Linked DNA regions of Homo sapiens: all the other regions are linked to region 2. The links are chromatin contacts, found by Hi-C or POLR2A ChIA-PET in ENCODE. All regions are on one chromosome and are shown on one strand. The core of a region is the stretch at or near the end of the contact, and the rest is flanking DNA. Distances in the headings are between cores, read along the strand shown. Region 1 holds the start of YBEY (ybeY metalloendoribonuclease). Region 2 overlaps DIP2A (disco interacting protein 2 homolog A). Region 3 overlaps PCNT (pericentrin).

Region 1 (2,801 bases), core at 57-2,556, 210 kb after region 2:
GATCAGTGGAGGCTGAATATACTGCTCTCTCTACTTTTGTGTATATTTGAAAATTTTCAAAATTAAAATTAAAAATCATGTCTGTAACATATATACTTATAGGCACCATGGAGCCTAGCCTATAATATAATTAATACATGAAATTTAGGCCGGGTGCTCTGGCTCACGCCTGTAATCCCAACACTCTGGGAAGCCCGAGGCAGGCAGATCACCTGAGATCAGTTCAGGAGCAGCCTGGCCAACATGGTAAAACCCCCGTCTCTACTAAAAATACTGACAAAAAAAAATTAGCCAGGCGTGGTGGCCAGCATCTGTGGTCCCACCTACTGGGGAGGCTGAGGCAAAAGAATCACTTGAACCAGGAAGGGAGGTTGCAGTGAGCCGAGATCGCACCACTGCACTCCAGCCTGGGTGACAGAGCAAGACTCCGTCTCAATTAAAAAACAAAACAAAACAAAACAAAACGACAGGAAATTTACTCTGGGAAGATGGGCTAGACAAGAAGAGGAACATTTTTTTTTTACCTCATGAAATGGAAAAGAAAGCACATCGGTTGGGACATTTCTATCTCTGTAGATTCTATTAATGTGCTGAATATTCTTGTTGTCAACACAGATGATCCCCAGGTCAAATTTCTGCACTCCTAAAATCCTCCTTACAATCTCGATCTTACTGCGAAGTGGCGCTCTCCTGATGGGGATGACTCGCTGCAGATTTCTAATCACCAAACTCATTTCAGGAAGAATAACCAGCCCTTTAAAAATGTTTGCAACGGAACCTGGGGTTAAAGTGTAAGAGAAGACCAATCAGTACAAGTGATAATACGGTCTGTAAAAATACAGATGCACGCGCAATCAGATCACTTTATTTGGTGGAACTGATTGAAAATCTTAAGGGAATTTACATTTACCACAAGGAGGAAGCAACAACGAGGGTCTATGGAAGGATGCCGCGGAATCCGGCCAGAAGGACTCCAGGCGGGCGGAGCGGAAGGAGCGGTTCCCAGAGAAAAGGGGGCGGGTTGGGGGTGCGCGCGGAGAGAGGCGCGCGGACGCGGCGGGGTGCGGGGAGGGGCAACGGCTGGGGAGAGAAGGGGCTGGAATGGGGGAGGGACAGGAGAGGGGACAGGTAAGCGTTGGGGGCCGGGTCCTCTGGGGTCTGGGGCGCCCGCAGACCCACGCGGGTGAATGCGACGCTCTCGCTTGGGAGACTAAAAACCCGCCCGGACGTACCGGTGTCTGGACCCAGCAAAGGACGCGAGAGCGGGCGGACCCTCCCGACCGGAAGCCCCGCCACAGAGCGGGTTGTGGGGAGCGGAACCGGATCGCAGCGGGCGGGGCGGAATCCGGTAGTGCTGAGCGAACCGGAAGTCGGTCCGCGGCGTTTTCTGCCCGCGGTGCGCAGCGCTGAGTGTCGCGGCAGCAGCCTGTGCTTGCGCCTCAAGTCTTTCCGAGGGGCCAGTGGGCAGCGCGGGCCTCGGGGTCCTGGGGCGAGACGGTGAGCGTGGGGGCTGGGCCGGCGCCAGGGGCGCCGTTTCCTTCCCCCACGCAGCTCCGCGCGCCCGGGCCTCCACATCGTCGCTAACGGAGCGTTGCGGCGCCGGCGACCCCTGGCGAGCCCGGGGCGGGACAGTGGCCAGGCCGGCCTGGGCCCAGCGCGTGGCCTCCGCCGTTTCGGGCTGTGCTGGGTGGAAGATTAGGCTCCCCGGGCACGCCGTCCCCGCCGAGAGGCCTCAGCTTCGTGGCAGCGCCCTCGTCCTTCCAGCCCGCTCGAGGGTGGCCGCCAGGGCGCGATGAAGGAATGTGAGAAAGTGCTTAGCGCTCCAGCCGCTCCGAGGGAAGCCAGGTGGGAGGAGATCCCGAAACGCTAAGGTTTTGACAGCGTTACAGTGAATTCTCCGGCTGTAGAGATTGGAGGAAGTCGGGAGAAATTCGTCTCTAAGTTGTAAGGTGGAACAGCATTCATTTTCTTACTGCCAATGGAGGTTTTTCATGAATTTACTAACTCAGTAAAAAGATTCGGCTTTTTTTTTTTTAATCTTAAAGGATCACGCTTTAAACCTCTGTAACAAAGTAATTATTTGTACCACTCTCTACCCCACCCTCCAACAAAATAACCTATCGGCTCTCAGAAAATAATAACCCTTTGCCTGCCTTTGAAATAGTTATCCTTTTAGTATGACAGTGTTCAAAAATTCTTTTCTTAGACTTGTAGCAGAACATAGCTATGATGATCTGAATTTTTCTCTTTCAGCTTGTTCTAAAGACGAAGGGGAACTCCCTAGTGCTACAGGCTGTTTCAGGAAGCCAATTAATTTTGTACACATAATACTTAATTACCTTCTAATAATTGGAGCAGAAGATGAACCCAACTAATCCTTTCAGTGGGCAGCAGCCTAGTGCTTTTTCGGCGTCTTCTAGTAATGTAGGAACACTTCCATCTAAGCCGCCATTTCGATTTGGTCAACCTTCTCTTTTTGGACAAAACAGTACCTTATCTGGGAAGAGCTCGGGATTTTCACAGGTATCCAGCTTTCCAGCGTCTTCTGGAGTAAGTCATTCCTCTTCAGTGCAAACATTAGGGTTCACCCAAACCTCAAGTGTTGGACCCTTTTCTGGACTTGAGCACACTTCCACCTTTGTGGCTACCTCTGGGCCTTCAAGTTCATCTGTGCTGGGAAACACAGGATTTAGTTTTAAATCACCCACCAGTGTTGGGGCTTTCCCAAGCACTTCTGCTTTTGGACAAGAAGCTGGAGAAATAGTGAACTCTGGTTTTGGGAAAACAGAATTCAGCTTTAA
Region 2 (2,990 bases), core at 447-2,946:
GAGATCAGCCTGGGCAACATAGTGAGCTCCCATCTCTTAAAAAAAAAAATTAGCTGGGCATGGTGGTGGACACCTGTGGTCCCAGCTACTTAGGAGGCTGAGGTGAAAGGACCACTGGAGCCCAGAAGTTCCAGGTTACAGTGAGCTAGGACCATACCGCTGCACTCTAGCCCGGGCCACAGAGTGAGATCTTATCTCCAAAAAAATAAATAAATAAACACTAGTCTATGTTAGGTAGAGACAACTGGTAATGTTTAATATTTTAATGAAGGTACCTGTTAGTATCACTGTGGTACTCCTAGGTACAATGTAAAGCAGTAACTTTTTACTAGGTTTGTAGAAAGCTGAAGTATATGAAAGCACAAACTCACTGTCTGCATAGCAGAATATACCTTTTGAAAAAATCTAAACCGTTAAGATTTTTCACAACCCTTGAAAAAGCCTGATGCTGATCAAATTAGCATTTTAAAGTATGTCTATCAGGAGGTTCTTTTAGTTTAAAAAGAAATTTCCCCACTCTTCCAAATCTAGCAAAAAGAATAAATGATTTTAAAAGTATATATGGAAAAAAAGGTATACATGGTATACATACATGTACTACAAGTAGTTTTTTAAAACAGCTATATAATGGCTGGGAGCAGTGGCTCATTCCTATAATCCTAACATTTTGAAAGGCCAAGGCATGAGGATCACTTGAGCCCAGGAGTTCAAGCCCAGTCTGGGCAACACAGTAAAAACTCCATCTTTCCAAAAAATTTTTAAAAATTAGCTAGGCATGCTGGCATTTGCCTATAGTCCCAGCTGCTCAGGAGGCTAAGGTGGGAGAATTTCTTAAGCCCAGGAGTTCAAGGCTGCAGTGACCTATGATCATGCCACTGTACTCCAGCGTGGGTGACAGAGCAAGACCCTGTCTCTAGGTGGAAAAATAAAAAAAAAAGCTGCATAAAAATAAACATAAACTACATTCAAAATAAAAATAAGCTACTATAATTAAAAGAAGCTACTATAATTAAAAGTACTGCTTTTAAAAATAGGTATTTACATTTGTATAAAAAAGGCTTAATGTATTTGATTTCCTTAATCCAAAACTGAAAGTGATATATTTTTAAAAATTATCTTTACCTGATATGTTCTACCTCGAATTTTTTACTTAATATATTCTTCCTCTTTTCATGTTTCTTTCCTTAGTTTAAATTGAAGACACATCTAGTGTTAGAAACTAAAACAAAGGATGATTTCTGTCATAAGAGGGAAGTTGAGTATTTTTGAGATTTAGAAATTCAAATTAACTATGTCCAACATTTAGGATGTGGGTAGCTACAATCTGTAGAAAATTGCAATCCTGTAAGCAAAGTATTAAATCAAGTCCAAGTTAAGAATTTTTTTTAAATGTATTAGAATTGATCACAAAATGTTGATGCTAGGACTAACAAGAAAGGAAGAGATGATTACAGCTGCATCTGCAGGAGTCAGGAGCTGTCTTCCACCAACATAGGTAATAAACCTACATTATAAATAATTGCAGCCAAGTCCTTTTCAGAGAATGAAAACATCTAATTCAAACACACATTAGAGTTCAATGCTTTGCTTAAAGACACCCCACAATCACTGGAAAGTTGAGGGCTGTACGGTTAAACATTCTGAACTGTGGCTAATTTTTCATGCTGAATAAGCTTTTATTTCTAACCCACCCGGAAACAGTGTTGAGATGACTCAGCAATGGCTAATAAACTCAAACTACAAATGTTTTGTTTGCTCTCCTGCACCATCTCACCTAGAAAGGAGCTTCTGGGAGAAGAAATGAGGTAACAGAACATTTAAAACTACTGTTTTCCTGCCCCTGCCTCAGAATTGGAGTTAACTATGTATTTCTACAAAGTTAAATCACCAACGATGAACAGAGAAGGCAAACAACAGTGCAAAAGCTGTTTTCAAGATATGGACTGTACACCACCTTGAGGAAAGGTGGGCAGCAGCCTCTGGCCATGGAACACCCAGGAAAGCTACAGAAACAATCTGAGCAGGCTGTTTTCCTAAGAGAAACTTTCTCTGTGGAAAATGCTGCCTGCTGCTACCCTTGTAGTCTTGGCAGTTCCTTTATGAGCTGGAAGCAGTGTGGAGACAGAGCAGGGCACTGTGAGCTTTCATCTGAGACGGACGCCTCAGAAGAAGGACACATGTTCAATGGAAACACAAGAGATGTGCTGACTCAAACAAACAAAAACATGAAGAGCAACAGTGATGCACACTACAGAGGATGATGAGACAGAAGCTGTGGGCCACCCAACATACCCAACTTGCCCCCAGTCCAGCCAAATGACCGAGGTCTTACAAAAAAGAGCTCGGCACCCATGGGGACCCCAGCACAAACACCAGCGTGTCACAGGTGTCACCTTTCAGTTTTGGCAGAAAAGCAACAAAAAGCAAAGAAAATGAATAGGAATCAAGAAAACTGGTATCAGCCCTGGCTTCACCACTTAAGGCTGCTGTCTGATCTCAAGCAAGTTACAATCGCTGGACTTTTTTTTCTTCCTTCCTCATCTGGGAAAAAAAGGAGGGGATTAAGATGAGTCTTCAACAATACTGATTGTATTTTAAGGTACTTGTGCAAGAGTGTATGTGGGTTTCACATGCCAGCTACATACAGCTAACTATGCTGCTGTTTTAGTTAAAAAATAGAATTTCAAAGGATGAAAGGTTTACACTTTTTTCATCTCTAAGATGAATGTAATTTAAAGGATTCCATGATTTGGGAAAGATCCATGCATCATATGATTAGCTCTGACTGACACCTTTTCAGGCCAAAGGCTGTCTAACCTGGTATCTGGAGGAGCGAAAGCCCTCTACCCCAACCTCAGAATTCCAGCCAGGTACAGAGACAACCAATGGGCCTGCAGCTGTGAACACATAGCCAAGAGGAAAGGCACAGACAACAGAGAGGCGGCCAGGTCAAGGGTGATGATCACAGCCACCAGCAGGTATGGATGTGT
Region 3 (3,049 bases), core at 334-2,833, 140 kb after region 2:
AAATAGAAATGAAAACACTGTCACAAGCATGAGGTTGAGTCAGAACACACATGACAAGACATGACAATTTCAGTCACTTTAACTCCACTGCTCTGGCACGGGATGGACCCTGAGCTGCCCCGTCGGTTCACTTGAACTCCACTGCTCCCGCATGGGACGGAGCCTGAGCTGCCCTGTTGGTTCACTTTAACTCCACTGCTCCGGCATGGGACGGACCCTGAGCTGCCCTGTCGGCTCACTTGAAATCCACTGCTCCAGCATGGGATGGACCCTGAGCTGCCCTGGCTGTAACCAAGCCCATCGGGCCATGTGGAGGCTGCTGTCGTGTTGCTTTGTCATCATTTATGACAGCATGGCAGTGTCCTCACACTCGCAAAGGGCGAGGGAGTCAGAGGGTGCCTCTTCCACAGGTGCAAAACAGCACAGGAAGAGCCTGGGGAACGCGGACGCAATTTAAGACTTGGGGTGAGCATCAGAGGCCAGCCACGTGCTTGGCACCCGGGCTTGTGCCTCCTCCCAGAGCCCTCTTAGGACACCTGGACAGTTTCCCTAAGAAATCTTGACTCAGAGGGCCGGGCGTGGTGGCTCACACCTGTAATCCCAGCACTGTAGGAGGCCAAGGCAGGCAGATCACTTGAGGTCAGGCGTTTGACACCTGCCTGGCCAACAAGGTGAAACCCTGTCTCTACAAAAAAAATACAAAAATTAGCCAGGCATGGTGGCATACGTTTGTAATCCCAGCTATCAGGGGACCACTTGAAATCAGGAAGCAGAGGTTGCAGTGAGCTGAGACCATGCCACTGCACTCCAGCCTGGGCAACAGAATGAGACTGTCTCAAAACAAAACAAAACAAAAAGAAATCTTCACTCAGAACTTCACTTTCGCCCCGGTGCTGACCCTGACAAGATTCTATCCAACCGCCACCCACTACTGGCATTGCCAGGAATAGTTTCAAGAATTTACGGGACTGTCGCCCTTACAAATGTGCCATGTACAGCACTGGGCTGTCCCCAGGATGCCCCTCCATACACAAGGACACAAGCCTTCCAGGTGGAAGAGAGCAAGGACTCGGGCGGGAGGCGCTGGGCTGTGGAGTCACGACTCACCTTCTCCAAATCGTCCTTCAGACGAGTTTCATGCTGCAACTTCCCATACAAATTTCTATTTTCTATTTTTAGGAGTTCAATTTCTTCTTTGAGCTCAGTCTGAAGAAGCGAAAGTTGCACCTTGTGCTCAGTTTCCAGACCCAAGACTCTGGCTGCCCGCTCTGTGTCGGCCTCCAAGTCCCCGTCCTGCACACCCTGGAGATGCACCCAGGGAAGCTCTGTGTGGAAAAGGAGCAGGGAAGACAGTCAGGCCGGTGCCGGCCCTCGATGGAGCCCACAGTCCGCACAGGCAGAACGGCAACCTATAAATGCTTCTGACAGCAGACACTGTGGATTTTCAAGCTCTGTGCTGACTCAGTGATGAAAGCAGGCATGGCTCTCTCAAGTCTCCCCTCCCTTTCGGGACACCTCCATGCTGCCCCAGCACAGTGCCGTCCCGAGTCACAGGGATGTCCTGGGCCCACACGACAGCCACACGACCCGCCCAGGCTACTCCTTCAGGTCAGGTGTGACATGTGACCCTCCATGAGTTCCTGAGTGAGCCTCATGCCTGTGACCAGATGTGGGCACACATGTGTCACCCAGGGTCTATGAGGCAGCCACAAGGACAGGGCCTGAGCTCAGGGGCCTGCCAGGGTTCCTGTCCCAGCACCTCCCCCTGCTGTTCTGTGCCCAGGCACGCTACCCCCACTGGCCCATCTCTTCTTCTGCAGAAGAGGAAAAAAGCAGAAGGGACTAGGTGCTGGCCAGGCACCAGTGGTGCCAACGACCATGGGCATCAAGGGGTGGCTGTGGGGACAATTGTGGTGCAGGGCAGGCAGGAGTGAGGACCAGATGCAGGCGCCGCTGCACCACCCCCAGCTTGAAGGAGGCCCAGGCAGGCCCAGGCTTCTCTCAACTTGGCCACAGCCCAGAATGGAGTCAGACCACACACCTCCCAGCAGGACCCGCGGCCTCAGCCCCTCACCCCCACCATGGACGGCAGCCCCACCATCAGCACAGTCCACGCCAGTGGCCAGGGCCGCCTGCCCCTCCTGGAACCCGTCAGTGGCCACTGTCCGGCGCCATGGGACCGCGACTCTGGGATGACTGCAGTTTCCTCTCCGTCACCTTCTGACCCCACAGCCCTGTGCCCCGTGCCCTGCCTGGACATCCCACAACCTTAGTCTGACTAGGCGAGCTGGGGTACCTGGGCCTGCTGGGAGCAGAGCAGGATCCTGGAAAAGCCTCCCCTGGGCCCAGTGGACACACATTCTCCCTCCAGAGGTGAATGGTCACCATGTCCATCCAGCAATCCCCATGACCCCCAGGGTGGCTGCCCAGGTCAGACCTGCCCTGCTGGGGCGCTGGCCCAGGACACGCACTCCTGCCCAGCCAGTGACCCCGCCTCTAACGCCAAACCCTCATCAGGACACACTCTGTTGAGGTGTCAGCCCCAGAAGAAGAGGTCGGAGCACTCAGCTGCTTCACGGAGGACTTGGATCGAACCCAGGCACCCAGGCTCCCCGAGAACGTCCCCCAGACCCGGGACCTGCCGACACCATGGCGAGGCGGGAGGGGCCCACCTTGGCTGTGCCCTTCAGAGGGTTCCAGACGCCACTCGTGTCCCAATGCTGAAGTCTCTACGCAGCATCTGTCTGAGACATGCCCCTCGTGCTGGATGCAGAGGGGAGACTCCAGCGCTTCCAGCTGGTGCCTGTGGCTTTCTTCTAACTCCGCCTGGAAGCGTGGCAGGCTCTCCTACAGAGAAACCACGTGGGACAAGCACGTTAGTGAGCCAAGCTACCTCGCTCGCAGCTATAACCCTCAAAGGTGTTTCCTGCTATGCACAAAGAAAACTCAAACCTCACTAGGTTCATGAGACCACACGCTGCGCCCTGGTGAACCCCGCCAGCCCACTGGCGTGCTCACATGCTCTCCCGCCCACACCCGTCTCTCAGTC

The links. A loop is a pair of places that touch in the nucleus more often than their neighbours do. ChIA-PET counts read pairs that join two places held with the same protein, here RNA polymerase II (POLR2A). Pooled maps may share reads with other maps.
Region 1: a loop to region 2 is called in a map with no recorded cell type, with 4 times the contacts of the local background. The contact joins the promoter of YBEY here to the enhancer-like site in region 2. A Hi-C loop is called at or near these places in 1 of 168 maps with a recorded cell type or tissue (psoas muscle), 2 of 37 single-sample maps with no recorded cell type and 4 of 50 pooled maps. POLR2A ChIA-PET finds 5 or more read pairs at or near these places in 2 of 52 experiments (WTC11 and naive thymus-derived CD4-positive, alpha-beta T cell).
Region 3: a pooled map shows a loop between it and region 2 (2.4-fold over the local background). The contact joins two enhancer-like sites. A Hi-C loop is called at or near these places in 5 of 37 single-sample maps with no recorded cell type and 2 of 50 pooled maps.

Annotation. Positions count from the first base shown.
Region 1 is chr21:46,284,847-46,287,647 of GRCh38, reverse strand. YBEY (ybeY metalloendoribonuclease) reads right to left here and starts at 1,306. Exons shown (of 5, transcript NM_001314025.2): 1 at 1,233-1,306; 2 at 525-778. The coding sequence starts at 734. It overlaps MCM3AP (minichromosome maintenance complex component 3 associated protein), which reads left to right and starts at 2,037. Exons shown (of 28, transcript NM_003906.5): 1 at 2,037-2,801. The coding sequence starts at 2,362. RefSeq lists silencers at 983-1,092, 1,443-1,672.
Region 2 is chr21:46,499,362-46,502,351 of GRCh38, reverse strand. The region is part of intron 5 of DIP2A (disco interacting protein 2 homolog A); the gene reads right to left. Among named protein-coding and RNA genes, the nearest start is that of DIP2A-IT1, 38 kb to the right of the region's middle. RefSeq lists an enhancer at 1,781-1,920. Within about 2 kb of position 1,696, at least 2 of the 41 ENCODE cell types and tissues checked have a DNase peak (open chromatin) inside an H3K27ac peak, as active enhancers do.
Region 3 is chr21:46,355,250-46,358,298 of GRCh38, reverse strand. It overlaps PCNT (pericentrin), which reads right to left. Exons shown (of 47, transcript NM_006031.6): 12 at 2,673-2,847; 13 at 1,108-1,325. Among named protein-coding and RNA genes, the nearest start is that of PCNT, 33 kb to the right of the region's middle. RefSeq lists an enhancer at 1,397-1,476. Within about 2 kb of position 1,583, at least 3 of the 41 ENCODE cell types and tissues checked have a DNase peak (open chromatin) inside an H3K27ac peak, as active enhancers do.